2 separate regions of the Homo sapiens genome follow, and region 1 is linked to region 2. A link is a loop called in an ENCODE intact Hi-C map of the cell type or tissue named here. Cell type or tissue: PC-3. All regions are shown on one strand.

Region 1 (2,500 bases), 87 kb after region 2:
GAGTTTCTTATTCAACTATTCTTTTAAAGGACAAATAAGTCTACCCCTTCTTTCTCAACACATAAATATTCTCTTATTTCTACTTTTTCTCTCCATGTTATTGGTGTTCTTAATATTTCCAATATTAATGGAAAGGCACTGATCTTATTTTCCCAAATTATAGGTTTATTATGAAGCCCTTTAATCTTTCTTTGAAAGGCCTTGCCATGAGACTGAATCATTTGATTTTTTTTCTACAGTCCTTTTAGAAACAGGAAGGCCTTTATTTATAAGTTTGATAAAATCCAGGCATGAGCAAATGTAAACTTATTTATTTACATGTATCAGATATGAATGCATGATGTCACATAACACTTGCACCACTAGAGCCCACCACCTGTGGAAATGTCCCTGTACAGCAGACAGAATCAATTAATGCAGAAGATTTGGTTTGTATTGGGTATTGGCAAGTGGAGTACAAGTCCTATTTGGGGTAAAAAACATGTTCTCTTGAAAAAAAGATAAATTATTTTGTGGGGTAAAAGAGTTTCTTTAAGGGCAAACTGGCCAGTACTGGAAAAGACACATGGCCATGAGCATAATAAATTTTAAATAGGTACCTTTACAAAATTACTACATGGTTATTTCTGTAAACATGCACAAAATATTCATTCATGATTACCTTTTAAATACTAATGTAATAAGGTAAAATTCTCAATTTGTGGTATTTATACATTTCATTTTTGTTTTTATTATCCTCTTCAATATTGCAAATATACCCCATTGCAAAGCTATCCTCACGAAACTCCAAAATCTCTGTACAACCATGTTATTTAAATAATACTATTTGAATGATCATATCAGAAGATGAACAGAATTGATAGCAATGTCTTCCAAGACTTGTAATAATAGGATAGGAGTGCTTACATTTCCTGGTGTAGACATTTTTTATAACACTTAACAAATGGTCACTAAATGAAATCTACAGTAGGCAACCCACAGTCTCATTTCCATCTGTCTCTCTCTAAACATAATTGCCTTCAATCAGCTCTTGCTCTATGGGTTTTTTAAATTGTGTAGAAGTGCTTCCTTGATGAATACAATATGGAATATCTCAGCTTTATCCCCAGAGATTGAGGCATATCTGTAAAAACCTTGAAAGTTTGTAGGTGTTATACTAGCAACTGATTGCTGGAAAGTTACTATTTACCGTATAGCCTTATAAAAGGTTTAGCTTTCTCTCAAAATCTTTGCAAGCTATTTGGACCATGCTGAATGATTTCTTGAATGAGTTGACTCATCTTTTGCTGTTCACACACATATTCCTGAAAGGATGAATCACCAAGAAGAGTGAACCTTGAGCACAGACTGAAGCTTGGCCAAAGTAAATACCAAGCCAAATAAATCAGCATTTTCTTCAGCTGGGTCACCCGTGGGCAAAGGTAGAATGGGCTACACATGCACAGACCTCAAAGTTTCACCGAACAGAGAGTAGAGGGAAGTTCCAGGGATGGGGAGATCCTGACACAGCCAATCAAATCATTCTGGATTGGAAAGGCTCAGAGAAGCTAGGAGACAGAAAATGCCATAAAAATGTATCAAGTTAATTTCACGCTTTTCCACCTTCAACTTTAGCACAAATTAAATTTAATGCTCCTCAGCCTGAGTGGTCTGCATGCAAAATGGTACCACGTGGTTGAGGCTGATGGAGATAAAAAGAGTTTAGTGTTATTTACAAAATAGTATGAAAATATTTGTTTTGTGATCATGAGTTGCTTTACAGTAATTAAAATATCCCCTCCTCTTCTTCTTAAAGGTACTGAAACTCTTGTAGCTTACACACGTTAAAATTAAACTGTTTACTGTTCCGCAATATTAGATACCAAGTTAAGGTGTTTCAATTTCCACAAAAAATGAGTGGTTTCATTCATTAGATGATCTCTAAAACATCTTCTTGTACTAATGATTTAGAATCTAAATAGGGCCTATCTTTGTCTCAACATAAATGTTAGAATAAAACTCCACAGGACAAAAAGACATGATGTGTGTATGATCCATATGTCCAGGAAACAAACACGTTTCTAATATTCAGTAGAATTGCTGATACCAGCTTTCTAACCAAGATGAAACAAATCCAGGCTAACCCTGCTGACACACGACAACCCTAAGCGGTAGCTAAGGATTAGGGACTTTGACCTGTAAATATTTGTGAGAAAATAATACAAAATTTATTCTGCCTTTCTTCTCTTATTTTCTTGGTCTGGAATATAATATCAACCTACCAGGAACCCTGAAGAATTTTTGGGCTTACAGAAAAGTCTGCCTTCTTCCAGATCTGTTCCTTCAGGAATAACGAGATGTTACAAACCCACAGGAACTGGGTATTTGTTGTAAGAGCTAGGGAGAGGATCTAGGGACAAGGAAGAAAACAGAAAAAGTAGTCAAAAGTTATGTTTCGGGTCATTTTTCACCACAATTAACATATTCTTCCTGCTCCTTATCAGTCCTAGGACATTTTTCC
Region 2 (2,500 bases):
TGTTTCTTAGTAAAACTCTTACCAACCTAAAATAAGAAGTTCAAGTAACAGTGTTAGATGAAAGTGGTCAGAGCTGCCTTCTGTTTTTCATTCTAGTAGTGCGTAATGGTGTTTGCCTATTATGATTGGATATGGACCCTGACAAGGATACATATGACTTATTCCTATGGGATATTCAAAAATTTGTCTTTATGTGTATGTATACATTGTGTGTGTGTGTGTGTGTGTATCAAAGTATATACATATGCACTTTAAAAATGTGTGACCAGGCAAAGTTTGTCAATGTTCATCTTAATAGAAGTTTAATTTCAATAAATAATGAACAGGTGTGAAGACAATGTGTGATATCAGGAGCAATGAAGAGGAAAGCAGGGTACTTTGCATAGGAGGCTGTGGGTACAGCTGGTGTTATTATATAGGAGTTAATGTAAGGGCAATAGACAAGTTTCTGAGGGTGTCCGCTGGCAATGTAGCACCTTTGAATGTTGGTTTTAGAGCCTGTATCTCTGTCATAGGGCTCCAAGTCCAACCAGTAAGCTGATTTAGATGGTTAGCCTACTTTGATGCTACCTGGGAACTTCACCATCTCCGGAATCACTCTCCCTCTCATCTCTGTTCTTCCTGTCTTTATTTTCTTTATGCCAGAATGCATGGCCATCCTATCTAGGTGTCTTATCAGTCAAGGAAGCAGCACCTCTTCCTACTTATACTAACAACTTTCTCTCACTTTTTATTATATAGTTTCTTAATGTCTGAAAGGTAACTCACGTGAAAGAAGATCTCCCATGATCATGCAAGGTATTTTCAGAGACCCATCTCTGGGTGTTTTCTTTAAGCCCCATTTTTTTTTCTAGTACCAATTCTTATTTGCCCAGTATGCATGACTCTTCTCCCTATATTAAGCAAATGAAAAATGCAGAATGAAAAAGTCTAAGAACCACTTCAGACCTCTGTACTCTGTAGCCACTGCTTCCCCTTTTCATGTGCCCTGCCCCCAGCCACTTTTTCATACCTTCTGTTCAAGTTCCAAAGTAGACCTCATCAGTCTTGTTTCTGTAGTACTCCTTGTCCTTAACTTCACCTCATTGCTCTTGCAAATCCTCTGACATGCACCCATGTAATCTGGTTTCCTGGGAAACAAACTTGCTTATTCCTTGAAAGCTTCAGTTACTCATATTTATACAGTGACTATCATTCTCACTTTTTATAGACTATATCTTTGTTGGCTCTACATAAGCAAATAATTGAGAGTCGAAGCAGTTTCTCCTTACAACACTCAACATACTAGCTGTAGCTAAAGGCATTTGGAATAAGCTGTAACTTTGTCTTAATACCTTTCTCTTTCTACTTAATACTATAAGGATATGAGAAAAACAGTTAGTTGTCACTTCTATTTTTCATTTCTTCTCAAAGATAGCTGACTTTTCTTGTTCATGTCATTACTGTCTGAGGAACTTTCATTTTCTTGTGTTCCTATTGTCTTAGTAAATTTGTGCTTCTATAACAAAATATCTGACTCTGGGTGATTTATAAAGAATAGAAATTTATTTCTTACTCTCTAGAGGCTGAGAAGTCCAAGATCACTGTGCTGACAGGCTTTGTGTCTGGTGAGGGCTTCCCTCTCTTCTTCAACATGGCACTGTTTCTGTGTACTCACATGACAGAAGGTGGAAGGGCAAAGGAGTGGCATCAGATGATGCCTCTTTTATAAGGCATTAATCCCATTCATAATGACAGAGCCCTCATGATCTAATCATCTCCTGAAGTCCCCAACTTCTAATATATCACCTTGGTGATTAAGTTTCTTCCTCTTCTTTTTTTTTTTTTTCATTATACTTCAAGTTCTGGGATACATGTGCAGAATGTGCAGGTTTGTTACATAGGTATACATATGCCATGGTGGTTTGCTGCACCCATCAACCTGTCATTTGGGTTTTAAGCCCCCCATGCATTAGGTATTTGTCCTAATGCTATCCCTCCCATTGCTCTCCACCCCCAACAGGCCCCATGTGTGAAGTTCTTCTCCCTGTGTCCATGTATTCTCATTGTTCAACTCCCACTAATTATTGAGAATATGTGGTGTTTGTTTTTCTGTTCCTGTGTTAGTTTGCTGAGAATGATGGTTTCCAGCTTCATTCATGTCCCTGCAAAGGACATGAACTCATTCTTTTTATGGCTGCATGGTATTCTATGGTATATATGTGCCACATTTTCTTTATCCAGTCCATCATTGATCGGCATTTGGGTTGGTTCCAAGTCTTTGCTATTGTAAATAGTGCTGCAATAAACATATGTGTGCATGCATCTTTATAGTAAAATAATTTATAATCCTTTGGGTATATATCTAGTAATGGAATTACTAGGTCAAATGGTATTTCTGGTTCTAGATCCTTGAGGAATTACCACACTGTCTTCCACTGTTACACAATGATTGAACTAATTTACACTCCCACCAACAGTGTAAAAGCATTCCTATTTCTCTACATCTTCTCCAGCATCT

What was found. Hi-C counts contacts between places; a loop is a spot of excess contacts. Peaks named below come from ENCODE experiments on the same cell type or tissue, not always from the same donor. Only the 100,000 strongest peaks of a DNase experiment are listed, where the experiment ranks them.
Region 1: a loop joins it to region 2, with 6 times the contacts of the local background. A loop is called at or near these places in 1 of 110 quality-filtered maps.

The regions. Positions count from the first base shown.
Region 1 is chr4:104,727,472-104,729,971 of GRCh38, reverse strand. It overlaps LOC124900746 (a long non-coding RNA gene), which reads right to left. Exons shown (of 2, transcript XR_007058212.1): 1 at 2,262-2,500. Among named protein-coding and RNA genes, the nearest start is that of CXXC4, 230 kb to the right of the region's middle. RefSeq lists an enhancer at 1,166-1,460. In PC-3, no CTCF peak of the experiment used is centred here; a DNase peak (open chromatin) is centred at 1,371; H3K4me3 peaks cover 451 bases; H3K27ac peaks cover 2,468 bases.
Region 2 is chr4:104,814,444-104,816,943 of GRCh38, reverse strand. No RefSeq gene overlaps it. Among named protein-coding and RNA genes, the nearest start is that of CXXC4, 320 kb to the right of the region's middle. RefSeq lists an enhancer at 1,070-1,159. In PC-3, no CTCF peak of the experiment used is centred here; a DNase peak (open chromatin) is centred at 1,133; H3K27ac peaks cover 358 bases.